Linked DNA regions of Mus musculus: regions 1, 3, 4, 5 and 6 are each linked to region 2. Evidence: chromatin loops called from intact Hi-C (ENCODE). Cell type or tissue: heart. All regions are shown on one strand.

Region 1 (5,000 bases), 420 kb after region 2:
CGCCCGCCCTCCCGCCCTCCCGCCCTCCCGCCCGGGGGTTCGAACCGCTCCCTTAACCCTTGCGCCACCGCGGCACTGTTGTGAGGCTATGGTTTCCTGGTTCCGCTGCCAAAAAGGTCACTGTATTCGCATCTGAAACAAGGTGTCTTAAACAATTTGGGCCTGGGAAAAATCTCTAGGAAAGTTCAGCATGACGACCACGCTTTAGGTTTTTAGATTCTGACATTTGGAGAACAACAATGATCAAAAATTTTAAAAAATGGCGAGCCGCTTTCTTCTCTTAAATAGAAATTTAACAATTCAAACAATAAATTGGGGAAGTTGAAAAAAAAAGATTACGAGACTAGTTATCCAAACTACACTCTCTGATTTACTCAAATACAGCACGAATTACACACACACACACACACACACACACACACACACACACCAGGAGCTTTTTAGCTGGGAACACATTTCTCAAAGACAGCACTTCCTTTTGACTCTCTCTCTCTCTCTCTCTCTCTCTCTCTCTCTATATATATATATATATATATATATATATATATATATATATATATTTGAGATTTTCTGGGAGTTTATAAAATAATTTCTTTAAGAAAGACACATCACGAAATATTCAACCTTAGAAGTACGTCCCCCCCACTCTCACCCCCCACAAATCTCTAATTACAACTCCCAATTCTGTAGATTGTTGGAGGAGCTCAGAGTTGTTTTTTGTTGTTGTTGTAGCCTCCAGGGAGCAGAGCAGCCACTGAGGGCACACAGTTAATCCACTGCAGCAATAGAGAAAGGGGATTAGCTTTAATCCCCTTAGGGAACCCACTGGATTTTAGGGATCCTATATTAAAATGTTTACATAAAGCGCAATCACAAGCCAGCATGTTTTCCATATGGCACGGAGTGATTTAGAAACCTGGGATCTTTTCCCAAACAGCGTGTTTTGAAGAGTAGCATCCCTGGAGTCAGGAGAGGCTCATCCAGTGGGTTAATTTCTGGCTGCCCCTCCTCATCCAGCCCCTTCATCCCAGCACTAGGAGTTTAACCTCCTGAACTTTGCTCGGGACAGTGAACTGGGAACTGATGGTAAATATAGCTATTCCAATAGCTACCCTAATAATGAAAGAATAAATTACAATAATGTCCTCAGCACACACAGAGCAGTTTCACAGGATGGAAAAGGCCTATTCCTGTAGTATTGGCACATATAATAATTGAAAACTCTACCATAAATAGTAATAATTGGAAAAGAAACAAATGTTCTTTACTTCTTCCATTGGCTGTGGACGCATGGTCGCTTTCAAAGAAAGGTTAGGTGTGTTACTTGCTATTATTCTAGAGTCCATGCCATCAGACACCAGGAAGGAGCCAAGAAGGGGCTTCTCTTTGGAGCTATGGTTCTCCATAGGCGATGGCAAGCCTCACTGTGTACTGATGTGTGGGAAGTACATATTGGCAATGACTATATTTTATTTTATTCTGAGACGGGGCTTCTCTGTGTAACAGCGCTGGCTGCTTCCCGTGTGTGCTGGGAAGAAAGGTGTGCAACCTCATGCCCAGCGCTGGAATATATTTTAAAAGAATGCTAAATACCCATGGGTTTGTATTATGTTACTGAAAAACCAAAACTCCAAGCCTAGACATCTTAACAAAATCACATTAGCATCTTAATCCAACCTTACACTTTACAAAAGTCTTTTCTACCTCAATTTAGCTACAGCCCACTATTAGAAGAAACTGGGTTTTAGATGTCATTATTGTGTGCACCTGCAACAGACCCACTCACTGGCTGACTGCTCACTCTAAGGGGAGAAGAGAGGCAACTCTGGGGGCCTGGGTGGCAAAGAACAAATTGTAGGATGGGGCCTTGATAAAGGGATTTGAAAACTCTCATGACTCAAGAAGGCAGACTGCTGTGCAGCAGAACCTGCAGGAAACGGAATATTTGGAGATTGGGTACTTTAATAACTGTTTTAGAAGGCATGCTAAGGCTGCACCTGGAAAGCAGCATTTACCCACTCCAGCCAGGAGAGGGGTGTTTAATGCTTCATGAGCTTGCTTTTGTCTGAGCTCAGACGGAATTACTAAGTTGTCTATTGTGACATCATGGATGATGGTGCTCTGTGGTGGTTATGTTCAGCTCAGGAGCACTCTGTCTTAGCTTCCACCTCCAGACCAGCTCCCAGAAACATCAAGGCCAGCTCCCACAAGTCAAAACTGGTCCTTCTCTGCTCTGATGCAGAATTTAATCATGTTATGCCAGAGTCCTAGCTATCAAAGGGCAATTGTGACAAACTATATTTGCAGACAGCACTAAACTTCTTTTACCAGTTTTAACAGCACAAAAAATATGGAGTGAATTAAAATTGTTGAAGTACAATTAAAACCGGCACTGTTAGAATTATTTGATAAGATACATGGCTAGTGAATACCTTATTTAGAGTATGTGGTATTACAATGTATGATGGAATCAATTGATATTCTCCTCTTCCTCCTCTCCCTCTCCCTCCTCCTCCTCCTCCCCTCCTCTTTTGCATCAGGGTTTCTGCTCTGTGTATCCCTGGCTGTCCTAGAACGGGTTCTTGTAGACCAAGCCAGACTCAAAGATCTGCCTGGTGCTGCGTGCCGAGTGCTGAGACCCAGCTGATATTTCTTACATTTAGCTAATCTAAAAGTCTTGAATTTAGGGTGATTAAAAAATTAAGACTAAAATATGAACACAGAATAAATGTTCACAGTTGGTTCTGTAATGCAACAAAATTTCTGAGGAAATGAAAATATGGGTAACAGAATGTGGCCAATCCACTGACCACAATGACTATGAAATTTTTATTTGTTATAAGTACGTTGCTAGGAAAACTAGGGGGGAATCTAAGAAAAGAAGATTGAAAGGCTTTAATTTCAAAATAAGTTAAATTTCAGAGGCACATGGGGAGATTGGAATTTCGTTTTGAAATCCCAGGAAAGTTTTAAGCATTCAAAAGCAGAGGTGAGCCCAGAACTACAGGCAGAGGCACTCAGATGTCTGAGTTTGAGGCCAGCCTGAGTTCCAAGACAGCCATGGATACACAGAGAAACCCTGTCTCAAAACCACCACCACCACCACCACCACCACCACCACCACCACCACCACCAGGAAGAAGTAGAAGTAGGCTGGAGAGATGGCTCCTGGTTAAGAGTGCACCCTGAGTTTGGCTTCCAGCATTCCCATCAGGTGATGCACAGTCACCTGTAACCCCAGTATCAGGAGATCCAACAATGTCTTCTGGCATCCAAGTGCACTCGAACTCAGGGACACATACCAATCACAGCCATGTCATTTAGAACATAAAAAATAAAATAAATAAAATAAAATAAAGGGGAAAGTAGAAATGCTTGCTATGTGCCTGAGAGAGGACTCAGAATAATCCCGAGAGAATCTTAGATTTCTATCATCTAAGACAGTTCTGTTTGCTTCAGGTATTTTCAGTGTCTCCAGGCGAGATGTTGAAGGTTTTATAGTGAACACTGATACCTGTCCAACACAAGTGGACATTTTGAACATTTTCATAGGGTATTTCTGCTTAAATTAGAAAATGATGACTTCAACACCCACAGAATGCTTTTTAAGGGTTGTGCATTTCAGTCTTAGACTATTTTCCTCCAGCATGCTCATTACACAGTGTCCTCAAACTGTCCCACTACAGGCATACAGCCTGAACTCAGAAAGTGACCTCTGATGTTCCTTGGTAACTTCTTGAGTTTTGTTGTAAAGATTGAGACTAACAATAACAGATCATCCCCACATACCCTAGTTTCCTGAGATCACTATTTAATGCTTAAGAGCACATATTAATTTCTGGAAAATCTGCCTCTGGAAAGAGATAACTTATCTGAAAGAGGTGGGGGGAAAAAACAAAAAACCTCCTTGATAATAAGCAATTCAAGATTGCACTTTAGCATAAGGTTTTTCAGCATGACAGAGAATGTACTTAACACTAATGTTACCGAAAGCTCCATCTAATTTAATGTGCCTGCACTGGATAATCTTAGGTACCAAGAGACAATCTGGTTGACTCTAACCTTATTTCACTTACCTGGCCCAGTTCACTCAGGTAAATACTTGTACTGAAAAGAAGAGTATATAGTCTGCAGAAGAAACACTTCACAAAGCACATCGTCCAGGTAACACAGGACTGGGATGTCCAGGACACAAACTACCGAAGCAGTGGCTGTTTTGGAGCTTGTGTGGGACTTCGCTCTCCCAGGTGATCTGGATGAGATCTGTGTTTCCAGTTATGTTACAATTAGTTGGACATATGGGAAACATCTTTCATCTTCTAAAATTAGGCTCGTTTATGGCACCAGGATGTCCTGCTGTATCCGGGAAGAGTGAACTCCTATAGACAGCTCTGTGGAGAAGCCTGAGCTCCTTGGGAGCAGGAGACTTAGAGGGTCTTTGGACTCTAGCTTGGGCTCCTGCTAGCCTTGCTGTGCCCAGGGCTTCTGGCACATTGCCACTGCAGCTCGTGTAAGTCACTGAACATGTTACTGATCTCTTCCTCCTGTTCACATACGCAACTTGAAGGTGGGCATGTTTTCTTCACCGAACCCAGAACTTTCTCATAGAATGCACTGTGCATTTACACAGAAAATGATACATACCATAGTTCATTTGTATGCCACAGTAAAAGTTACTTAAAATATCAAATACTATTTTCTATGTTTTATTTCAAATTGTCCTTTAAAAGCATAAGAGAGACTGAATCCTGGAGAAAATAAAATCTAAAACTATACTAAAATCCAATTGGAAATTATACTTAATTATTCTATTACACCCAATATATATTATTCACCAACATGGCATAATTTTATAACTGCCACAGTTTTTTCAGCATGCAGTTTGTACTTTCTTAACAAATTAAGTATAGAGGCATTTAACCAGCATCCCTTCATTCGTGCAGCAAGTAATGGCTGTGTGTTGTATTCTTTTGGGAACTACATGGAATACAATAATTTAT
Region 2 (5,000 bases):
ATGCAGTCGGTGTATGCTAAGGTCATTTCTCCCTGGCTTTACACTACTGTAAAGTCAGAAAATTAAAATAATAAGTCAAATAATAGTAACTGGCACCATAAGTTATTTTTTTTAAACCAGAATTAAATAATAAAGGACCCGTCATTTGGTCGAAGTGTATAAAAGAGTGACTTTTGCATTAAGGCTGTGCAGCTTGGAAGACTGGATGTGACCAGCTCTACCTGATGCCTGCAGCAAGGGCAGCCTCTGAGGACACACTCGGTGAATGAGTGAAGACACTTTCAATTCTACAATCCTTTTTTCTCTCTTGAAATTGCTGCCCTGTTGAAACAGGGATGGCAAGGGGACGTGGTCAGGCAGATAAGAACAATTGCTTTACAAGGACGAGGACTTGGGGTAGGAACCTCAGCAGTCATGCAGAAGGCAAGGCAGGGCCCCGCGCATGCCTGGAACCCTCCTGCTACGGCAGGCAGAGACAAGGGGCTGCTCTGGGTTGCTGGCTGCCACCTAGGGTCAGTGAGAGACCGGATCAGGTGAGCAAGGCTAGAAGGGCTAGAGCAAGCCATCCCTTCTTTGACCTCTGCCCTTACACACATAAGCACATACACAGTCACATGTAACACATACACACCACGTAACACACCACACAGCACACACACACACCACATCACATACCACATACAATACAAATACATACACACACAAACACACCACACAGCACACACACTAACACACTAACACACATCACACGCACACACACACAAACACACACCACACACCACACCACACACACACCATATACACACACCATACACCACACACAAAAACACACACCACATACCACGCACACTACATACACACTCACACACATCACATACCACACACACTACAAATACATACACACTCACACACATCACACAGCACACACACAAACACACACATACCACACACCACACCACACCACACACGCATCATACACACATACACACCATAGACACACACACACACCACACCACATACACATATATACACCACACACACACACACACAAACACACCATACCACATACCATGCACATCACATACATAAACAAACACCACACACCACATACCATGCATACTACATACACACTCACGCACACCACACCACACACACATCACATACATACAGACCATAGACACACACACACCACACCACACCACACCACACCACATACACATATACATAACACACACACAGAACCACTCTCCACCTTATTTTACAAGCTCACTGAGTCAACTGGACAGACTGACAAAGCTTCAGTCTGTCTCCCCAGCTCTGAGATCCCAGGAGCACAAGAGGCTATGCTGATCTTACTATACACCAGTCCTAAGTTAGATTCCTTCAGGACCTCCTGTTTATACAGCAAGCATTCTACCAACTGTGCCACCCCCCAGCCCAGGAATGAAAATGTTTAATTTTTTTTAAGTTGAAAGTTTTGTTAGGAAGAATTATTATAAAATTGTTGCCATTTGCACAAGGTTATCATCAAAGTAATGAGAAAATAAAAATGCAACGATGATTTATTTTATGAAAATAACCTTATAAAGTTTTTGTGTGAGTTCATAATGAATTGTAGACACATTTCATAACTGATTATAAAGAGGAAAGCTCATAATAGCTGGTTTACAACACCATATTTTATAAGAACACTGAGTGTGAACACAGAATAGAGGCCAAGCGTGGGATGAAATGGAGAGAGACACCCTGGCTCTGTTTTGTTTTGGGTCCTGGGGAGCCTGTATATACCACGTTTTAATTGACAGCTGTTTGCAATGGTGAATTATGAATCCCTTTTGATGCAGCCTCTTAAGTCACAAGGAAAGAACATTTTTTAACTTCACAAAAAGTGTTTCTCTTCCTTCGGTAGAAGTTCATGTGAGCAGCAGCAGGGAACAGTGTCTGCAGAGGACTAAAGTTCAATTCCCAGCACCTCTGTCAGGCAACTCAGAACCACCTCAAGCTCCAGCTCCACACACACTCATACACATCAATAAAATGAAAACAGATCTTTAAAACATGAGCAACAGAACTTTTATGTCTACTCTATCAGGAAAAGTGGAAAGAAAGTTAAAGGATTGTACCGTACGTAATCAGTGCGTTCAGTAAATGGACTGAATGTCTTGGCTTTCATCTTTATACTGGCTTATTTTATTTTATCTTTATGTATTTTATTTTATTTTATTTTATTATTTTATTTTATTTTATTTGCAATGATCTCTTACCATTTGAAGGGTCCTCTCAGCATCCAGAAATGTCTGAGGTCTATCCTCCATTTGGTGTGTAGAGGGCGCTCTTGTAAAGAAAATCTCCTCTCCAAGGCTCCCTGATAAGAATATAGGCCAGCTTCCTGCTATCTTTGTTGCCATGGAGACCACACTCCAGTGAGGGGCAATGGATTCCGTGGTCCCGATTTAGAAATGTGTAACCAGCAGATGCCTTTACTGCCTTTGTTTCAATCTTTGCCCTTGCGGAGCGACTCAGGCCGGAAGCAGAGCCGAGGAAGTCCGTGTTTGCCTGCATGGTTTTGTTTCTTCTGTACAACATCTGTCTCCTGAGACGGATGCACTGGCATGATGAGCCAATGGAGAAGACAAGACGCGAATTCATAGCTAGAAAAAGAAATGCACTCTCCTCCAGCCAAAGAAGCAATTCAAATTAGTTTAAAGGAAAAAAAATGTTCTTATTAGACACTTGCTTATACTGTTAATATACCATATATGTGATAACTACTTACATAACTGTTAAATCAACTGAAATGTCTGAGACATACATGCCAGGGTACAGGTTTCTGTAGATTTGAAAGGACTTATTTTGCTGTAGATTGGCAGTTAAGAGCCCGCATTTGAATTCTAACTGGATTCAAATTCCTTCTTGTCTTCTACTCCATCCTAGGCTGTCCGCTTCATTTACAAATTGGGGTTCATACCACCATAGTGTAATTTAGTGCTCTCATCACTGTGACTAACAAATAATCAACCTCTATAGAGGAAAACGTTGATTTGGGTTCACACTTTGGGAGGATTCAGTACATAGGTGATCGCTTTGGGATCTTTGACAAAGCTGGGTGTCAGTCACAGTGGGACCGAGGGAAAGCACAACTGTGACTAGGGACCCAAAGAAGATGGGAGGAGCTGAGGGTGCACTGTGCCCTGAGTAACCTAAGGACCTGCCACCAGGAAGCACCTGTACTAACTCCTAATAGCACCATGCTGGGAGAAGAGGGAACCTCAAATAAGTAAGGCTTCCACAAGAGCTACAGGCAAACCTGGAGGGCATTTTCTTATTTGGTGATTGATGGGGAAGGCACAGTCCATTGTAAATGGTTCTACCCCTGGGTTGGTGGTCCTGGGAAGGCACAGTCCACTGTAATGGTTCTACCCCTGGGTTGGTGGTCCTGGGAAGGCACAGTCCACTGTAATGGTTCTACCCCTGGGTTGGTGGTCCTGGGTTTTATACGAAAGCAGGCTAAGAAAACCATGGGGAGGAAGCCAGTTAGCAACTCCCCTCCATGGCCTCTGCATCAGCTCCTGCCCTGCTCAAGTTCCTGCCTTTAGTACTTTTGATGATGAACTGTCATATGGAACTGTGAGTGAAGTACCCCACACGCCCAAGTTGCTTTTGGTCATGGTATTTCATCACAGCATTAGGAACCATAACTAGGACAGAGGCAATTTCGGGTCAAGCAGCTATTCAGCACTTGTCAGTCTGTCTCCTTCACTGTGGGGAAGATCAAATGTGGAGCTGGGTGGGCACTTGCCTAACATGCAGGAGTTAGTGGGCCAGCCCACAGCACTGTCCCAAACAGAAGCAAGGGCAATGACTCTTGATGCTTCAGCACACACACACACACACACACACACACAATTATCAGGTACAACATGTTAAAAGCAATGCAGAAACTGATAAGACCATTTAATTAACACCTCCAAGTTTCTTATAGCAAGTGAGCTTAGAACATTGATTTGCTTTCTGTTGCTATGGTGAAACACTGGCCAAAGCCAATTTGGAGAGGAAAGGGCTTATTTAATCTTATAAATCCTAGATCATAGTCTATCACTGAGGGAAGCAGAAGGTAGCACTGAAGCAAAGACTATGGAGGAATGCCGCTCACTGGCTTGGCCTCATGGCTTGCTCAGCCAGCTCTCTTATACACCCTAGGGTCACCTGGGGGCAATAACTACTGGATGCTGAACCCTCCCAACTGATCAATTATCAATCAAGAAAGTGTAGCCCAGACTTACCTACCATCAGACGAGCTAATCGAATGAAGATGTCTCCTTAATTGAGATTCATCTTCCTAGATAACGGTAGCTGTGCCAAGTAACAAAAAAAAACCAGGAAATTGGATATTGTGATCCCTGGTCACTAGCTCTCATCAGCACACTCAATAGCTTTTTTCTTTTAGCACATTTGACAATCAAGCACCAGTGCATTTGACAGACTTCCGTATTGTCCCGAGCACCATCCAAGAGAAATTCTCTCCATGAACAGGGGACTTTCTTTGGAGTTAAATTCCCATCGAATAACCAAAGCACCAGATAAGAACCAGATATCCATGGACAGAACTTGTGCAGTGTGCCAGAAACAGATCACGTCCTCTCTGCCTGCATGAGATGCGCATGGAATTTTGTTACTAATGAGGACATTCCAAAGGGTGTGCTTTTCTCAAAAGACTACAAATCTGCAGTTCCCACAAGTCTGAGAGTTGGTGAAGACACTGGCACCCCTGAGCTTCTGCAACAATGGTTCATGCAACTCTTATTTTAGCCCCAGATGAGAGCAGATTTGTAAATGAGTTTTCAAAGGTTCAAGCCAGGGAAGCCAAAGGGAAGCCCGAGCCAGGGTCCGCACCCCATACTTGTGTGTGTAACTTCTAGAAGCTTTGCACTAATTACCCGACTCAAATCTAAAGTATGCTTTTCATCAAAATAGTAATCTTAAAATCCAATATGGTGGAG
Region 3 (5,000 bases), 150 kb after region 2:
CATATATCAACGTCTCACGTAACTTGAGTTTTAAACAATTTCCTCTTTAGCCAGAGTATGTACGCCTTAGCAGCACACTCAGTGTGAGACCCACTTGGGCTGTTTCTTTCCCTTTTCTCAACAAAGAACTTGAGGCAGAACGATAAGGGGATCCTGGGAGAGATTTCACGCTGCGGACAGCCGTGCTGCTCCGCTCATGCGCAGTGTGCAATTGGTCAATCCTTGATACCGGTGTCTCGGTGTTCTGATTTTCTTCCTGGTTTTGATGAAAGGGACCACTTTGAAGCAGGTCTCCATTAGTAGCTGTCTGGCAGGGGCTTCCTCACTTTGCAAGAGGCACGGAAACGTGCTTGCTCTTGCTGTTGGAATCTCACAGTCCTCCAGGGACCTTTTTCAGTACATTGTGGGTGATGACACATGGGTAAACTGACGGTTATCCATAGAATGTAAACTCTTTGGGATGTTCCTCAGCAACGCTGAGGTTTTACACACTCATGTTGTTCTTTTAGCCTCTCTTTATCTCTTTCCAAAACTCAGTGGGGAAAAATATCAACTGCCCTCCATGTTTTCCAGGATGTCGGCATTCTTTGTCATCAGCTAACATCCATCACGAATTTTTGCAAGCCTCTATCTCTCGGGAAAACACGGCTAAAACAAAGTTCTATTTTCTTAGGTCTGGATATTCCAAAAGATTTAGCCCCAGTGGGCCACCATTTTGGAATGAGTGGTCAACACCAAATGCCCACAAAAAGGAATGTTTCTCTGCTCCCTTTGGAGCTCATGGCTGCTACAGAGAATGTTTTTCCCACCTGGGCCATTTTTTCCCCATAATTTCATTTTAATTGGTCTTTGGTTAAGTTTGCTTTAGCTGTTCAGTAACGGTTTGTTTAAAGCATTCTGAGAGTCCTGTAATGACTATGGATAGAGACTTCTGCGTGATTTTCCAGTTAGCACAGGATACATCTTTGAGGGCAAATCCTATTTTAATTAGACACTGATAAATTCTGAAACCAAATATTTACGAATTTCTTATAACTTCATCAAAACCTCTCAACAGAATATCAGTGGTCATCGACACGTTTTCTAAGCATCAGGACTTTACCATTTTGAATGCAATCGTTTTTCTTTTGTTTTTGTTTGTTTTGCTCCTGGCCCTGTACACACTGCTGACCTAGAACTCACTATGTAGTCCCTGCTGGCTTCATTCAAACTTGAAGCAACCTTCCTGTCTCAGTCTCCTGAGTGTGGCTCACTGTACCCAGCATGAATGCTATTTTGGATACAGAGGTCTCAGTTTGTCTCTGACATATTTTCCACGGCAGTCAAGCCCCCCCTGTAACTCTAAATTGCACATGAGTTCAGTGAGTCTTTAAGTCGCTTTAGGCATTACACAGCACTTCGGTATAATCTTTATGTTAACCCCTGTCAATCACATCTCAAGTATGAAAAATATCAATGTCAGAAGAAAGGGTCTGCAATGCCTCTTCTCCAGGATGCATTTCCCACACCAGCATGTGCTTTCTACGAGGACTCCTGCGAAGCTTCCAGGCGTGGGGCGGAGCTGGGAATTAGAAGCTGACCAATATGACTGCCTTGCTTTCAACTTTCAGAATAACACTGGCAAATTCCATAAACTTGTTTCTGATCCTAAGTATAAAGACTACTAGTAGCAGTTTTATCACAAGGAAAAAAAAAACCCCTATCATTAAATAATCTTCCCTTTCAAACTCTTGAGTATGACTACAAAGCAGTACTCTTTTGTGAGACAGGACTTTAGTGGAAGGTGAAATAAATACCTTTTATAAATGGTATAGTCTACAGAGGCCACTTGACAATTTAATAATTCTGGTTTTATTCCCCCATGATAAGAATGTCTTCAACAAATATAACATGGTGATTACTTCTGTTTGATGAATTAAAGTAAAAAATAAGTTTCCTTCAAGCAGATTTTCCCCCTCTGAGCAAATGTATGTTCCTGGGAGGCTGAGGCTATGAAATTGACTTTAAATTGACTTTATCTTACATAGTTTTTTTAAAATTATGTGCACTCCTGGAATTTTTTTAAAAAATTAGATTGGAGTATCAGTTTGTAGATTTTTTTTTCCTTTTCCTTTTCTGGAAACAAATAGGTATGGCATTGGTCTCTATGCGGGATTTGTCTTTCTTTAGTGAGAAATCTACCTGGCACAAAGTAGCAATGGTTATAAAGGAGTTTATGGCATACTCTGTTTCTTGAGAGACACAAGAACAAAGGTGCCTATGGGCTCAGCAAGCACTCTCTGCTCACAAGTGCCATTCCTGAAACACAGGAGACCCCCTGGTCTGAACCACGTGATCTTGTTCGTGTTGCCCCCTCTGCTGCCTTCTTTCTCATTCCAAACATTATTGAGACCAAAAGAAGGCTACAAGATGGCTTCATACAAAGGCTCCACAAGGGTCCCAAGTTGGCTGGGAGAGTAATTATCAACTGGAGCTCTTGGGAGTCATCGGGCTGTTCTGAAAGGAGGGAGGTTGATGGAGCGTCATTGAGTCGGGTAGTGTGGTCAGTGGAGCATCCGAGGCTGTGCATGAAACTGAGATAGATATTCTGTCTCTAAGGTTTCCATTGTCCTGCCAGCTTTCATAGCAGTTGGGCAAGTGGTGGTGGGGGGAGGGAGAGAGAGAGAGAGAGAGAGAGAGAGAGAGAGAGAGGAAACAAAAGGTTATTAAAATACAGTGTATAGACACGAAGTGGAATTAGAGATGACATTCTAACGGTGGCCTCTCTGAGAGCGGAGGGGGGAGGGGCATGATTAGATTTGTGCAGCTTGATGAAAAACCCATGACTAAGATGCCACTTTCAATTTTTTTCCCCATTTAATGCTGTTTATTGTTTTAGTTGATAATTTTCCTAATGCTTTAACATTGTCCTTTTGAATTTTGCTCATGCAAATAGAGCATTTCAGTCTAATTGAACAAATCCATACTAATCAGCTAGTAATTGTGGTACTGGAAAGCCGGGTTCAATAGCCCTTGCTTCCTGCTCTCTGGCAGTCTGCCTGTAGATGGCACTAGAGAACTAGTAACTGGTCGCCCTCTCTGTGGCCAACCTACCACCTTCCAGAGAGCAAGGGTGCTACAATTTTCTTTTCATAAAAGAAAAGAAATGATACATTTTTGAAGATTAAAACCTCATGTTGCTTTCTCCAAACGCTAGGATAGCCTAGTTTCCAATCAGAACACCGAATCTCAGAGTGGTTCCTAGTTTAAACGCCTAGGACCCTGGCGTGTTTTTGAAATGCCTTTTGTGCATTAGAAGTAGAATCTGTCAGGAGCGTCAAATCAGTGAGACACTTGAAAAGACTCCAGAATCTCTCTTCCGAAGCAAGGTGCATCCTCGGTGGGCAGAACAGGGCTCAGGCAAGCAGCAGGGCTTAGGAGTTGAGGCTTTTATTCCCAGGTAGCCAAAAGCTAACATCTTATTCCAGAATGGACAGTAGTGGGAACTTAACCTGTGTAGTATTTACTGTGTCTTTTGTTAATGCTAAGCACTTAACTGTACATACATGCTTTTTAATGTACATGGAAAGCTTTTCTGTGTTTCTATTTCATTTTATTTTCCCAGAGAAACTAAATCTTCTTTAGTTCAGGAGTATTATTAGATAGATAGATAGATAGATAGATAGGCAGACAGATAGACAGATAGACGTAGATGTAGATATAGGTCAACTCTCTCTTAAATCTAAATGCTTATGATTTTTGCCTCATTCCTTTCCTCTTTTGTTTCATAATTATAAAGCTGAAACAAAAAATGAGTTTAAGCCTACTGGATCTTACTGGGAGGGTGTTCAATCTCTGTATTCACAGTGACTAACAATGATTTCAGTTTAACCATATATTTTCTACTGTATAACAAAAGGAGAGGTGTTTACATATCTTTTGAAATTGAGGGCATGGTTAAATGTATAAACATTAAAAAACCTGATTGACAGACAAGTCTACCCTATGAAATTGGCATTCAGGATACTCGTAAGGGTCCTGTGTTTCTTTATTTTTATTTTACTTTCAATGTGCAGATTATGTTATTAGCTAGCTGCTCTGCAGGAAAGGCCCCATCACTGTGTGTGCGTGCGTACGTACGTAGTTAATGAAGAGCGTGGACTGGAGTCTTAATTCTGGAACACAATGTTGATCCACTGAGTTGCCCCATTTCTCTCTGCTCAGCTGGACCACGGGTTTACCATCAAGAGATCAGGGTCTTTGGACTACTACCAACAACCAGGAATGTATTGGATAAGGTATGAGATGGTGCAGCTCAACAGTCAGTGTTTCCATGGCAACGTGCTGGCAGTCTCCATTTACCAGTTCCTTCAGTGGATAAACATGTTTTTGATTTGTTACCCAGTCCATATGCTGCTTTATCGGTTTCATTTTAATCTTGATTGAGATGCCACACCCCCTCATTCCTTTTTTTCACCCATTCTTCACACTGACATTTGCCGGCTTTCTTTCCATCGCACATGCTCAGTATCGATTTCCCCTTACGGTTAAAAGGACAGTATATTCCGTGCTGATGCCAAAGCCTTTGCCTGTTGTTGCTGATTGCAGCAATGATGTTTCCAGTGCTCTCCTGCCCTGTAATAAATGGAACTACAGCAGCACTTCAGTGTGTGTTCTATAGAAGTATATACTGTCATTTTAAAGTTACCCAGCCCAGCCTTAACCTTCTCAGACGGTGAGACAATGCATTTACACCTTAGCAGTAGAAATGCCTCCCAATACAGCGGGCTACAGAATGCATTGTGTGTGTCAGTAAGCTTGTGTTTTCAAGTTCTCCACCTTTTCGTTTTGTTTCTGTTTTACCGTTCCCTTCCCCCTCCCTCTATGTACTAGCTCCTGCATGAATTTACTTTCTGAATTTTGTAACTGTCAGATTCTTTAGTTGGCTTCTCTGCTTGAGCAAGGGGGTCGATGGGAAGTGTGACTTTGTTTAACCAGCTTATGAATTCTGTCCCCTCGTT
Region 4 (5,000 bases), 1.8 Mb after region 2:
CTTATTATGTTTATGTATGAACCTTGAATTCCTGATCTTTCCAAGACTTTTATCATGAAGGGGTGTTGGATTTTGTCAAATGCTTTCTCAACATCTAATTAAATGATCATGTGGTTTTTTTTTTCTTTGAGTTTGTTTATATAGTGGATTATGTTGATGCATTTCCATATATTGAACCATCCTTGCATCCCTGGGATGAAGCCTAATCGATCATGTTGTATGATCGTGTTGATATGTTCTTGGATTTGGTTTTCAAGAATTTTATTGAGTATTTTGCATCGATATTCAGAAGGGAAATTGGTGTAAAGTTCTGTTTCTTTGTTGGGTCTTTGTGTGGTTTAGGTATCAGAATGAATTGGGTAGTGTTCCATCTGTTTCTACTTTGTGGAATAGTTTAAAGAATATTGGTATTAGGTCTTCTTTGAAGGTCTGATAGAATGCTGCACTAAACCCATCTGGTCCTGGACTTTTTTGGGGAGCGGGGGATACAACGAATGACTGCTTTCATTTCTTTAAGGGTTATGGAACTGTTTAAATCATTTATTTGTTTCTAATTTAATTTGGTACTGGGTATCTATCTAGAAAATTGTCCATTTCATCCAGATTTTCCAGTTCTGTTGAGTATATGCTTTTGTCGTAGGATCTGGTGATTTTTTTTGGATTTCCTCATCTTCTATTATGTCTCCCTTTTCATTTCTAATTTTGATGATTTGTATACTGTCTCTGTGCTCTCAGGTTAGCCTGACTAAGGGTTTATCTATCTTGTTGATTTTCTCAAAGAACCAGCTCCTGCCTTGGTTGATTCTTTGTATAGTTATTTTTTTTCTTTCTTTCTTTTTTTTTTCCTACTTGGTTGATTTCATCCCTGAGTTTGATTATTTCCTGCTGTCTACTTCTCTTTGGTATATTTGCTTTTTTTGTTGTTTTGTTTTTTTGTTTTGTTTGTTTGTTTGTTTGTTTTTGTTTTTGTTTTTGTTTTTGTTTTTGTTTTGTTTTGTTTTGTTTTGTTTTGAGACAGGGTTTCTCTGTATAGCTCTGGCTGCCCTGGAACTCACTTTGTAGACCAGACTGGCCCCGAACTCAGAAATCTGCCTGCCACTGCCTCCCAAGTGCTGGAATTAAAGGCATGCGCCACTACGCCTGGCTATTTGCTTCTTTTTGTTCTAGAGCTTTCAAGTGTGCAATCAAAATGCTAGTGTAAAAATTCTTTAATTTCTTTCTCTACTTTTTCCTTGATCAAGTTATCATTGAGTATACTGTTGTTCAGCTTCCATGTGTATGTGGGTTTTCTATTGTTATTGTTGCTACAGAAGTCTTAGTCCATGGTGATCTGATAGGCTTCTTGTATATTTATGGGCATGTCTTTCTTTAGGTTAGGGAAATTTTCTTCTATAATTTTGTTGAAGATATTTCCTGGCCTTTTGAGTTGAGAATCTTCTTTCTCTTCTATACCTATCATCCTTAGGTTTGGTCTTCTCATTGTGTTCTGGGTTACCTGGATGTTTTTGGTTAGAAGCTTTTTGCATTTTGCATTTTCTTTGACGGTTGTGTCAATGTTTTCTATGGTATCTTCTGCACCTGAGATTCTCTCTTCTATCTCTTTTATTCTGTTCGTGATGCTTGCATCTATGACTCCTGATCTCTTTCTTAGGTTTTCTATCTCCAGAGTTGTCTCCCTTTGTGGATTCTTTGTTGTTTCTACTTCCATTTTTAGATCCTGGATGATTTTATTCAATTTCTTCACCAATTTGGTTGTGTTTTCCTGTAATTCTTTAAGGGATTTTTGTGTTTCCTGTTTAAGGGCTTCTACCTGTTTACCTGTGTTCTCCTGTATTTCTTTAAGGGGGTTATTTATGTCCTTCTTAAAGTCCTCTATCAGCATCATGAAATTTGATTTTAAATCCAAATTTTGCTTTTCCAGTGTGTATGGGCATCCAGGACTTGCTGTGGTGGGAGAACTGGGTTCTGACGATGCCTAGTAGCTTTGGTTTCTGTTGGTAACATTCTTGTGCTTGCCTTTCTGGTTTATTGTGCTTTCCCATCTGATTATCTCTGGTGTTAGTTGGTCTTGCTGTTTCTGGCTAGAGCTTGTCCCTCCTGTGGGCCTGTAAGTCTGCATCAGCACTCCTGGGAGACCAGCTCTTTTGGTGGGACCTGTGTACCAAGGATTGTGGAACAGCTTTAGCTCCTGTTTGTAGACTGCAACCGGAAAAATCCTGTCCCAGCTGTTACACTGTTCCTGTGCCCTGTGTGCTCCTGGCCAGTCCTGCTTTGGACGGTTATTGGAGAGAAAATGGAGATCTCACCTCTGAGCCCAGGAGTGAGAGCTCTCCTGGGAGACCAGCTCTCTCCTGGAAGGCCCCGTGTACAGAGGACTGCGGAACAGCCTTAACTCTAGGTGCAGATGGCAACCAGAAGGATCCTGTCCCAGCTTCTCCCATGTTAGGGATGCAAAGTGAATAAATTATTGAAGAATAATAAATAAAATAAAATAAAATAAATAAAATTTTATTTTTTCTGGATTCAAGTGCTAAAGTCTTTAAGATAGGCCCACCAGAAGGGGATGAAATATCTACAAATATTTAGTTGTTATGTACTTTAATTTCAAATGTCTTAGAACCATTACAGTATGAAAAGTCAGAAATATAGAGATTCAATGTACAGCAGATTAATCTGTCAACAAATGAGAAGGTACCTCAGAAGAAACTGGAAGTGATACAAGTAAGGAGAGGAATTTCCTTCCCCTCCTGCAGATGAGATTGACCTAGAAAAAGACCTTGAATTTACTGCACAACTTCAGATATTAAATAGACAAGTAGAAAAGCTCTTGAGACAAAGGAGTTTATTCCCAAAACAAGAGAAAGGATATGGAGGAGGAAAAAGTTACTTCCTGAAACAAGAGGGAAGGTATAAAAGACAAAAACAAAAACAGTGTTTGGACAAGAGTTACACCAAGCTGAGCCCTTTCATTAAAAAAGAGATGTGTTTAATCATAGATCTTTGCTGCCACCTTGTGCCAGCATGGAGGAATTATTGCCTGGGTCTTAAAATAACACCTTAAGTGTTTTCAGTAACAAAGCATTAGATTCACGCAGATAGCATCCTCAAGGTTATGTTCAGATTGATTGGAAACCTATAGATGGGACAGATTTAAGGTGATTAAAAGATGCATTGTGAGACAGATAATAAACAATCGGGCTATGCAGAATAGAATTATACCACAGAGTGGAAGGATTTAATGACAGCTATATTAGAAGTTGGTCCTCAATTACAATGGCTTACATGGTGGAGAGAGGAATCAATGGCCACAGAACAATGTAATCAGGCTAAAGGAATATTTATAATAGGATCGTTTTTTAAGTGAAGGTCAATTTGCTGACTGACATATAGGTACAACTTGAGGATACCACTATAGCACAAGGGATTTTTTTTGTGCCTTTAAGGGCATAGGATAGAGTTGAGGACCAGGAAAAATGACTACATCTTTTGGTAAAATTATCACAAGTCCGGGAGGTGCTTACACTGACTTACTGCAAAGCTTAACTTCAGCAGTGCGAAGAACAATAGCAGATCCAGATATAAGAAAGGTGCTACTTGAATCTTTGGCTTTTGAACATGCAAATAACTATCATTAAAAATTCAACTTGCCAATCTAGATTAACGGAATAAAGCTGATGCTGATATTGTATATCAGCTGCATATAATACAACTTTAACTTGACAAGCCTTAGGTAACGGTCTTAACTCTCAGAAAACATGATGCCTTAACTTTGGAAGTTTGAACATTTTGAAAAAAGAATGTAAAAATTTGCATACTAAAGGAAATGACTCATTTCAAAATAATCAAAATATAACAGCAAGAATTTGGAATAAATGTGGAAAAGCCAGACATTGGGCTAATGACTGCCAATCAGTAGGAGATGTCTAAGGCAAATTTTTACCAGAGGATACCACAACTCAGAGAGCCCAACTCAGCACCCAAGAGCAAACAACATGAGCCAACAACATCCTGTCAGTAACAAAATAGCTCACAAAGAAGGCTAGAGAACATAAAGTCAGTATTAGAGATTTAGTGCATGGTATTACTGCTACAGATAGTGCTGCTTTTGACTCAGCAGTGGGTAAACATCTTACACTGTCTCCACAAATTAATTGTTATAAAATAGCTAGTGGTGTGTATGGTCTTTGTACAGAACCAGTAGGGATATTTTGGGAAGTAGTTTCACAGCTCTCAGGTTTATTGTACAGGCAGAACTAATAGATGAAGATTATCAATGTGAAACTAAATCATGGCTTATGTTAAGAAAACTATACAACTATAGCCAAGTGATAGGACTGCTCAATTATCATTACTTCCATATCACAAAGGTAAAGCAGCTTCAATAAATATGACAAGAAGATTTAGAAGTACTGGGAGGAAAGTATTTTGGCAAACTATCATTATTAATGAAAGACCAAAATTAAGGTTAATGGTAAATGATGTTGAAATTAAAGGTTTGATGGACACTGGGGTTACTGTGTTTATAATTTCTGAAAAACCGTGGAATCAAAATTGGCCATTTCGAGATGTCTCCACTCAGTTTATAGATTTTGGAACACATCTCATGTGAAGCAGTGTTGTTTGGATTAAATGTTTAAGGCCAGAAGGCCAAGTAGAAAAGTTAAAATTGTATGTGGCTGACATAACCATAAACCTATGGGGAAGGGGTTTATTAGAATAATAGGGAACTCAAATTAATATTCCTTCAATTTCAGAAACAGCCCATGAAATGGTGTTTTAAATGGTTTATAGTCCTGAAAAAGTTATTACAAAAATTATCAAGGATAATTATAGGTTATATAGGTTGTCAATAGACAGAACAAAACATGAATTGGCTTTGCAAATTTAGACTAGAGGCCACTGCTAATAATATGCCAATAGCCTTGCTTTTAAAATGGCTAACCAATATGCCTATATAGAGGCAGAGCAGTAGCCCTTAACAAAAGAAAAATTACAGTCAC
Region 5 (5,000 bases), 630 kb after region 2:
TGATGAGAGACCAGAGATGGTGCTCACATTTCCTTTCTTTCCTTTCTTAATGTTCTCCTCCTCTTGTCGCTGGTACTCCTCATACATTTTGGCCAGGTACTCTTTGTGTGCTTCGTAAGTAACCTAGGAAATAAGTGAAGAGGACACTGAGGTGCCATGCATGTGCCAAGGGAAAGGGAGAAATAAGAGCAATAAAGTTACCATGATATAAGCTAAATGGTATTAGGAATTTTAAGATTTAGTTTGATTAAATAATAAAAGATTCAGTTTTATTACGTAATTGGAAACAATGATGAAATACAGTGATACACTGTTTCTTGACTTGTCTCTATCCACATGTGTAACTGCAATTTCAAAGCTCCTTTGTAGAGGTTAAATATTCCAATGCTACCCAATATCATATGATATATCATCTGTGAACACTGTTTAGGCTTAAGGACTAGTCAGATGATAATATTCAACATTAAAACTACTATTACAATGACAGTATTCTCACCAGACATTGTTAAGGCACTGCATCAGTTTTAAGTGCAAACGGGTGACTGAATTAGAAACAGCGCAATATGTTCTGTACAAGAACTTGCAATGTCTTTTTCATTGTTACATTAAAACTTACTAAAGCAATGGCAAATACAAGGTGTGTATGTTGAAAAATGTAGGACTATAACAGGCATAAATTCTTCTAAATTTTTCTAATATTAAAAAAATCTCTCCTTATAGGCACACAAAATTAATTTACATTAACAAGCTATTTTGGTTGACCTTTCTTAAAGAGTGCCATCATATGAAATCTGTTTCCTACAGAAAAATCTCCTCAGTCACGGGACCTGGCAACTGTTACCCATGGCCATAATCTGCTTGTCATCTATTCTGATAAATAATTTTTTTGTGATACTTTCCTCTCTGTCTGCTCTCACACTACACAAATGAGTCAAGCAGCTTCATCAGAGGCAGACCAGAAAGCCTAAAATATATATTATTTGGTCTCTAAAATAATTTTTCTAATTCCTATTAAAATAACTATATGAACTTTCTAAATCGCAAAACTTAATTGCAACATAAACGAACAACCTAATTCTGTATGTTCATGGCTCTTCTGTGATGTTACAGGTAGAAGAGCCACAGCTTTGAATCAGTAGAACATAACATGCACATACATCAACTACTCTCCTTGCCAAAGATAAATGGTATTTAAAATTTAATATGGAGAAACATAATTTAGAATTAAGTGTTCACTGTTAAAATATGTTTTAACATTTAAGTGTTAAAAATGTTAAATGAAATGTTAAAACATGCTTTATATGTATTGGTTTGAATAAGAATGGTCCCTATGGGGACATATATTTGAATGCTTAGTCACCAAGGAGTATTTGAAACAGATTAAAAGGATCAGGAGGTGTGGCCTTGTTGACGAAAGTGTGACACTGGGAGAGGGCTTTGACGTTTCCAAAGCCCATAACAGGCCCAGTGCTAAAGCCTATGGATCGGGATGTAGCTCTCAGCTCCTCCTCCAGCACCATGCCTGCCTGCTTGCCACCATGCTCCCCTCCATGACAATGAACTCACCTCTGAAACTGTAAGCAAGCCTCAAATTAAATGCTTTATTTTATAAGTGTTGCCTTGGTCATGGTGTATCTTCATAGCAATAGAGCACTAACTACAACAACACAATTAAAAATATTACTTTAAGGTGCATGCCTTTAATGCCAATACTAGGAAGCCAGAAGCAGACAGACCTCTGTGAGTGAAACCAGTCTTAAATGTTAGTGTACACAGCAAATTCCAGCCAGGCAGAACTAAACAAACACGGAATCAAGAAAACTATGTATCTATCATGGTCACTGACACTGAGATGCCTTCCTCAATTTCATGTGGCAACTCATTTTTGACACAGCGTTTTGTACTGACCTGGGCTCTATGGTTTTGGCTAGACAGACCGGCTGGCTTGAGAGTCCTTGGGATCTACCCATCGGGCTCTCCAGCACTTGGGGCGAACAAAGTGTGTGCAGCCACGATGGGGATCCAAATTCAAGTCAACCAAGCCCCTTTTGAATGTATTTATTACTTATTTTAGAATGAAAAGAAATCTGATTACTTCAAAAACATCTTTAAAAGTACTATTCAGCTACTATTTCATGAAATATGCTTGTAAGAATTGAATATGGTTCAGTTAAAAAGCAACTGGTTCTCATGCTGGCTACAAACATATATAGTAAATTTTCCAATTGAGAGGACATGAAATGGCTCATTAAGGAAAGGCGTTGCCTCCAAGCCGAAAGACCAGAGTTCAATCCCTGGAACCTGTAACTGTAAGCAGAGAACCAACTCCTGAAAACTATCTTCTGGCTCCCAGACTCAGCAAGTGCTTGCATGCACTCACACACCTACACACGAACACCTCCTCCTGCCCCCGACACACACACACAAACAGACACACTTACTTAAAGTGCTATTAAAACAAAATTCATAATTTACAGACTTCATAAGGTTTTTTTGTTTGTTTGTTTGTTTGTTTGTTTGTTTTTTGAGACAGGGTTTCTCTGTATAGCCCTGGCTGTCCTGGAACTCACTTTGTGTAGATAAGGCTGTCCTCAAACTCAGAAATCCACCTGCCTTTGCCTCCGAGTAAGTTAAGTGATCTTAAACCACCTTCAGGCTCACCAAAGGGCAAAGAAAGGACAAAGTCAAAATTAGGATCAAGGAAGGAGCCATGACTGAGAATGTCCACTAGGTGGCACCAGATGAGAGTTTATAGCCATTTACTTCCTGGCTGAAACTTCAATGACAGAAGAAGCCAAATCCCCTTACCTTGGAATGGGCTATTGAGAGTGTGTCCACCCAGACTCTCCAGCCTCCCCATTCATATTTTATTGCATGATACAAAAGAATCCGGAAAATGTTGTAGACCATCTCAGTAATCTTCTGTTCCTCAGAACTTTTTGGATTGATATAGCCAAGAGAAAACATCCAGTCCTGCCACACTGAACATTGCAGTAAGCATCTAAAAAGAAAATGAAAAAGACCTCATTAAAATTATCAAAATTATAATTTACTACTTTGAAACTTAAAGTGATGAAAATATAAGCCAAGTACACGATTATTCTCTGTATTCTGCATTCTATAACCTCTATCAATTTCTTTCTTTCTTAGAGAACTTGAATTATAAATCAAATCCCTCCCTACCTCTCCTGTCGAGAGACAGCTTTAGCTTCTGCGTGTTCGCAGTAATAATTCACTGCTAACACTCACGGTGCTCTCGACTGGCTCTACAGCACCCCCAACCCAACTGTGCTAGTGTGGGCACCAAAATGCTTCACACACAATACAAAAATGCGTTAGAAACTTAGGAAATGACCAGACACATATTCAAGGACTCAGGCTGTACATCATGTCTGAGCTAGGATATCTTAAATGCATGGCAGGACAACATCAGTGAATATGGACACACCCAACATAATGAGAATTAAAGGCACTGTTGCTGATAGGGAGATGTGAGAGATAGTGGCTACAGCATAAGTACAAAAGTGTTCATCTGTATATTCATATGTGTGTGTGTGTGTGTGTGTGTGTGTGTGTGTGTGTGTGTGTGTGTGTGTGTACTAGGACAACTAAATAAAAGCATATACAACTGATAAAGTAGGATGAAATAAATTGCTTCTAAGAAACGCAAGCCTTTTTAAAATGATTTAAGAGAATTTAACAAATTATTTGAATTTTTCATTCGAAAGTTATGGAAAATCAAGAACATAAAAAATATTAATCTAGAATAAAAATCAGACTGTTTTTTACCTTCTATTTTCACGGCTGTTACTGAAAAGCTTAATCATGTCGGATAAAAACAGCCGACGGACTTCCATCAATTCTGCACTTGGTGTTGAGTTCTTTAACAAAGTTGCCACCACCTTAAGAATCACTATATACAAACAAATTCTGAATTAAAATTTTAAAATGTCACCAAGACGTAGCACCACATTCACTAATTTTCAACTCAATACTTGGCTCCGAGTGGAGCTGTCCCTGTCCTAAAGTGGGGCCACCAGAAGGAACGCAGTCACGAGAGGCTCTGGTTTGGTCCCACATGTCACCGTGTAACGGCCGCGCTGCCGCGCCGCGGGAGGAGCGGCTTCTGCTTACTTGGATTCTGGATTTTGACTGTGGAGTCTGGCTCCGGGTGTGGTTTATGCACAACTTGAGTACAGACTTGCTCTGTCAAGATCTGAAAGATGAACAATTTGAACTTTGTTTAGAGAAGAAATTAAAAACAACTGCATAATATAGCTTTAGTAAAGAATCTGTCAAAGGTTTTGAATAATTTTAAGTCAAAAGAAATATCCCTCACAAAAGAACTTTCTAAAATTACATATGTCCTTAAACTCTGAAGTCTATATACCTCAAATTTTACTTACTTTGGATAAAGACAAAAGCCAGACACCTTATATATAGAAGAAAAGAATAGTTAGCTAATATAAAATTTGCTCTGTTTGAAATATGCTTTCAGTATGCAATTTTAAGACCTCTGTGTTTTGAATTATAAATATTTGATGTTTTGTGTCATGCTAATTAAAAAAGTCAGTAACTGTTAACAAACCTATGCCTCATACAGAAAAGAAATCTAAAACTTATATTTCTAATTTTGACTAGAATGTAGGCTTAAAACCCTCAAGCAAAACCAGACATTTTGGTTATTGTCCATGCTTAGCACCAAGAGCTGATACATATCAGGAGTCATTATGTGACAGAATGGATAACTCCGTCAAATATAGATAGTCAATGTGGTTGCTCATGTAGCCCAGGTTTAACCATACTTGTCTCATCATTACAGCTAGCTCGCTATCTGTCTGTCTGTCTGTCTACATGCACAAAATTTCAGTAGAGATGAACTCCACTTAGAGCTAATGCTAAACTCTGAACACTCTTTTAAAAACACAGTTCAACTCAAAATCAATACAAAAAAGTCATCAGCCCAAGTACAGTCGCCTGTAGTTGTTGGAAGCTCTTGA
Region 6 (5,000 bases), 120 kb after region 2:
AGGAAATATAGTGAGACCCTGTCTCAAAAAAATGTTTAAATAAAATAAAATATCTTAGCTCCCACTTCACAAATAAAAGGTGGCGAGGCCTGCTACTGTAGAGAATCACTTACACGTTCAGCCTCATATGAAGGGCCTTTAAAAATACCCAGTATCTTGTTTAAAACCCACTGCCATCATATGGAGTAAATTCCTTAACTCCTCCAATTGATTGGTCAAGACACTGGGTACCTAGAATTTAAATGACTTGCCCAAGGTTATAAAATACTATATGTGTAGAAAACTCCGGATCTCCACTGAGTTCCAACTCACAATGCCCCTAGACTTCAGTGGGCTCTGAGTTAGGGGGAGACTAATCAAGAGCCACTGTGGGTCAGGTCCCATGCCAGGGAACTAGATACATTCTTTCATGGAGTTGACATTCAATCATCAAAGACGGGCATTCAAGAAGTAAATACACACACAATTAGCTCACTGCAATTACATTGGTAATCTTGAAGCCGCTGAGGTCAAATGGCAGGGGTCTGACTTAATTGCACCTCAAATTCCGAATCTCTGTAGCAGCCTAAACATTCTCTTCTGCTTAGCTGCCTCCGTGAACTGCAGCAATTTTCCGTCATCCACAGTCATTACTCCTGTATCCTGCTTCATGTAGCAGTGCCTCATGGGAACAGGTTTACAAGTGGGTCTTTGTTAAGTAACTTCTCTATGCTCCAAACCTCAGTGATTAGACAATAAGGCTTCATTTTCCTTCGCTGTACACTTTTGAGGCATCCATTGTTTATCAGTTCCACACCAGACCATTATCTAGTTCTGTAAATAACTTCTATGTTATAACTGTATAGAGCAGTGTGCTTTCTTTCGAAACTATAATTTGCAGGATATTTTAAAACACCCTGCTCATTGGAACATACTTTAACTTAAATGAAAGAGAATATATATATATATATATATACATATATATATATATATATATTCTCTCCCCTTTTTCTCTCCCTTTTCTGATTTGATTTGAAGTATATAAAGAAACTATTGCAGCCATTCATAATAGTTTTTTTTTTTTTTTACATCTACACAGGAAACTAATATATTCACTTCCCGAGTGTAGTGTCTGTGAGTCGGTACATTTATGAGGGATAAACTTGTTGCAGAATAAATATAAAAACAGAACACATTTAGCAGGATGAAGGTGACATTTCTATTTACCCAAGAGATCCCTCTTGATTGGAAATGCTATTGAGTTTTCCATAGGCATAGGAAAGACCATTATAGGGGCACAACTTTACCCGCTCAGAGTTTACACTCTACAGGGTCCTGATGCTGTCTCCTTTTGTAAACTTGAACAGCTCTTTAATTTCCCCAAACCTCCTCCACAGGAATTTCATGAAGACGAAGAGATACATATCCGTCAAGCCCTTTGCTTTTTATATCCCTTTTACATGTAGCCAAAAAATTAAAACCACCTCACGGTAACATTATACACAGGAAAATGCCGTATTTTCTTATCTTTTATTGTCGGTGTTTTAACATTTTTACTATTCACCCAGATACGTTTTTTTTTCTGTTTTATGACAAAACATAGATCTATGAGATTATTTTAGAAAAGTGTCTCAGTAAAGTTAGTATACAATTTTGAACGTGTTAACTCGCTACAAGGAAACTTAACAAATTCATACAAATGCCTCCTTCTCCATTCCGCTTTCCGCTTTCACAGAGAGACCCCCAAATCTGTCTGAATTGTTACATTGCTAACAAGGCCTTGGCTGATCAAATCTGTGATTGAGAGTTTTTAGTTAGCACGGTGATGTTTTTGTTTTTCTATAAATGTCAAATACAGACTTCATTCTATGTAGTCTAACTGGGTATACAGAATTCTGGGTCTACTTTACTTTTAAGTCTCACAGCACAAACATTAAAATGTAGCATTGCTTTAAAGATCTGTACTGATTATGCAAATGAGTGATTTAACTGTGTCTGATAAGGTCACAGTACTTTAATGAGAAAATACGGCCTCCCCTGTTGCAGTGGGTTCTGATACACTTTAGGTGAGAACTGACAGCGGACGACTTATAGATTTATTTTTCATCAACTTTAACATTTTTCCCTCTATGTCCTTCATGTGTTGGTTTGCTTTACTTGGCATCAAACCCGGTGCATAATCATCAAGTGGATGGGTACAGAGTGGGTGAGACAAGCGTGAGAATGTGAGGTGCTTCATTAAAGAATGGAGGACAGAGGGGCTCAGGCCATTTCTCAACCCCTCAGTTACATGGTTTGCTCCAGTACAAATGTGTCTGAGAGGAGAGAAGGTACAATAATTCCCCAGCCTCACTCCTGCATCAAGACTAGTATGCATGCATGCTGCAAGACAGATTATGACTAAAGGGACTATTTCAAAACCCAAAGCTATGAAACCTATTTGTTGGACTAGGTAGGTAGGACCATTGCATACCTGCACATACAGTGGCTGGGACTCCATGCGCAAGATCTGCACCTGACCAAGCCAGCCAAAATCCCAGCATGCAATGGGCTCCTGAAATCTCACCCCTATCTGAGGAGATTTCAGCAGTTGATGACTGCTGGAGTAGGCAGTCAGTTTTATTCAGTGATGCAGGTCCTGGGAAGCCAAACGCACCAATACATTATACCCTATACCCATGCAGGTATCAGCAAGTGAACTCAGTAGCTTTTCTGAAAAGAACACATGGAATTGGCAGGGGAAAGTAGGGGTTAGGTAGGGGAAGAAGTTAAAGGAGAGATAATAGGAGGTAGGCTTGATCAAAACACATCTTGCACATTGCATGAAATCGTCAAACAATTTTAAAAAATAACATTTTTAAATGGCAAAGAACCTAATGCATGAAGTTCTCAGAGGTGACCAGCAGATGGCAAAATACCGCGGCAACAGAGCACATCGTCACACCTACTACTTCTTCCAGACCTGATGGGTCTTAAAAAAAAAACTACATACAGACAAAATTTAGTCTTTATTGGCAAAAATATAACTAAGTCAATGGTTTTATTAGGCTATAAAGTAAACAGATTGTTTTTATTTTTTTAAATGTATATGCTTAAACCATTTTTTTCCTCCCTAACTCCAGAGTACCCTGAAGATAAAGGTAGTTTTCCTGAAACTCTGACTCTCTTGGTGGGGAACTCTCTCTCTCAGAAGCCCCTGCCCAAACGCTCGCTTTCACAGCTCCACATTGTTCTATCTTGCAGCATGTATGTGCCCTTCTCATTGTTCTCAGTAGATGGCTCACCCTCTGTCAGGGTTCTTTTGTATTAGGTGACCCCATAGTTTCCATGCAAGACAACACTAGACTCAGGAGATAAGGGATGTCCTTCTGTCTCAAACCCAAGACTCCCAAACCCCAGATAAATCCATTGAGGTGTGAGATCCATAGCATTGCTAGAGACAGAGAATACAGTGAGAGACACTCTAGAGGCCATGGATAGAAGGACACCAGGTGCAACGTATTTGGTCCCCAGGCAACACACATAAGAAGTAGAAGAAAACTAAGAAAGTTCTGGAAGTCTATAACCCATACTGTTTACAACAGACATTCCCGTGTGAGGACTCTAGATGGGTTCAATTACTTTTCATTTGTAGTAGTCTGACTTTCCTAATATTTTTTTCCTGCAATATATGAGCTATTAATTGTGTGACCAAAACGTAATGAAATTTTTTTAGAATTGCTGTAATATTAAGTTCCCTTGGTCTGGGCAAAAATCCTATTCCTAGGATCTGGAATGTGCCGCTGCAGCTGTATGGACGCTGTGTCAGATAACTTCATGACGATTTTAAATTGGGAGTAAGAATCAGGTTTCCTGGGGTTTCCGTTCACATCTTTCTCTTCCTGGGTATCACCCGTGACATGCTTGGACAAGAGATTTTATTTCTCTTAATATTGAAATCTCTCCCATTGCTTACTTCTGTCTGGCCTGTATCAAGTTCTTATCAACTTCATTATTTTGCTTAACTTGTGGTTTCTGAGATATTTGACATGTGGAAATAATTTTTTTTTAATTTGCTTTAGTTTCTTTTCTCCCAAGGAGTTTAATGTATTACTGGTCATAAACTACATTTTGCAAAATAATTCCCCACTTAAGTGTTGCTCTCCTTTGCTTCTTAAGAATTAAAGACTTAAATTCAACCCATTTCTTAAGCATTGTGAGGGCTTTATCCCCTTCCCCCAATTGCCATGGCTTGGGGGGGATTATCCTCTTTTAAAAGTGACTCCATATATAATAAAAGGTAAACTGACCCCTTCACACAGCCTTGCCCATTTCACGCCACTTTGTCAAGTCTATTTGGTGAAATCATTGTTAGCTCCTACTGTGTCCCTCTGCGGAAAGCTATTTCCGTGGTTACTAACAATTCACAGGCCACTGCTTCAGCAGGACTAGCCTTGAATTTGCAGTAACTCTGAGAACTGGGCGGATTCTAACACATCTGTTTTACCAGTCAGCTCTTCCTCCCCCCAGAAGAAAATCTCAGAAACCACTTGACCAGGCTCAGGTTATCTGAGAATTTTCATATTTTATGGTCCCTGCTGCAGTTTTATGAGTATATATATATTTTTTTTTCAAAAAGAAACTTTTCCAAATGGTCTCAGCTTTCCATCCAAGGGACGTTAGCAAATGTGCAAGCATCTCCTGTTTAACTAGATACAGCCAACACAAAAACAAATACCAGCACCCCCAAATCTATATCCTGAACTTTCAGTATATTGATCCCCAATAGGGCATGCCCTCAGCTTCTAATTGAAACCTTTTTCATAATCGTTGTCATTTGACACATTTAGTCTGTCAAGTCATGAGATGTCTTTATGGCCATATAATAAACCCAAGAGAACAACTCCTCTGACTGGGGCCATCTGCAATGATCACAAGGCTAGCTTACAAAACACTAACAGTCTTTACGGTAATAGGATACATATGGCAGCCCACAATTATGTGTAGCTGCATTCAATTAGTGTTGTACAATCACACAGTTT

The links. Peaks named below come from ENCODE experiments on the same cell type or tissue, not always from the same donor. Only the 100,000 strongest peaks of a DNase experiment are listed, where the experiment ranks them.
Region 1: a loop joins it to region 2, with 3 times the contacts of the local background. A loop is called at or near these places in 2 of 42 quality-filtered maps.
Region 3: a loop joins it to region 2, with 2.6 times the contacts of the local background. A loop is called at or near these places in 3 of 42 quality-filtered maps.
Region 4: it touches region 2 in a loop (6-fold over the local background); 6 of 42 quality-filtered maps call a loop at or near these places.
Region 5: it touches region 2 in a loop (4-fold over the local background); 5 of 42 quality-filtered maps call a loop at or near these places.
Region 6: it touches region 2 in a loop (2.5-fold over the local background); 7 of 42 quality-filtered maps call a loop at or near these places.

What each region holds. Positions count from the first base shown.
Region 1 is chr3:55,787,992-55,792,991 of GRCm38, forward strand. All of the region lies in intron 40 of Nbea (neurobeachin), which reads right to left. Among named protein-coding and RNA genes, the nearest start is that of Mab21l1, 8.0 kb to the left of the region's middle. In heart, a CTCF peak has its summit at 2,026; no DNase peak of the experiment used is centred here; H3K4me3 peaks cover 362 bases; H3K27ac peaks cover 188 bases; H3K27me3 peaks cover 252 bases.
Region 2 is chr3:55,371,441-55,376,440 of GRCm38, forward strand. The region is part of intron 3 of Dclk1 (doublecortin-like kinase 1); the gene reads left to right. Among named protein-coding and RNA genes, the nearest start is that of Gm9831, 29 kb to the right of the region's middle. In heart, a CTCF peak has its summit at 2,330; a DNase peak (open chromatin) is centred at 2,471; H3K4me3 peaks cover 500 bases; H3K27ac peaks cover 1,436 bases.
Region 3 is chr3:55,517,647-55,522,646 of GRCm38, forward strand. All of the region lies in intron 16 of Dclk1 (doublecortin-like kinase 1), which reads left to right. Among named protein-coding and RNA genes, the nearest start is that of Gm31796, 23 kb to the right of the region's middle. In heart, a CTCF peak has its summit at 3,035 (motif pointing right); a DNase peak (open chromatin) is centred at 3,085.
Region 4 is chr3:57,201,277-57,206,276 of GRCm38, forward strand. No RefSeq gene overlaps it. Among named protein-coding and RNA genes, the nearest start is that of Tm4sf1, 98 kb to the right of the region's middle. In heart, CTCF peaks have their summits at 3,016 (motif pointing left) and 3,219; no DNase peak of the experiment used is centred here.
Region 5 is chr3:56,005,428-56,010,427 of GRCm38, forward strand. Nbea (neurobeachin) reads right to left here. Exons shown (of 58, transcript NM_030595.1): 19 at 4,135-4,216; 20 at 3,790-3,913; 21 at 2,809-3,001; 22 at 1-123. All of the region lies in intron 6 of Gm31914 (a long non-coding RNA gene), which reads left to right. Among named protein-coding and RNA genes, the nearest start is that of Gm22784, 51 kb to the left of the region's middle. In heart, a CTCF peak has its summit at 2,721 (motif pointing right); no DNase peak of the experiment used is centred here; H3K27ac peaks cover 344 bases.
Region 6 is chr3:55,491,663-55,496,662 of GRCm38, forward strand. All of the region lies in intron 11 of Dclk1 (doublecortin-like kinase 1), which reads left to right. Among named protein-coding and RNA genes, the nearest start is that of Gm31443, 11 kb to the left of the region's middle. In heart, a CTCF peak has its summit at 2,883 (motif pointing right); no DNase peak of the experiment used is centred here.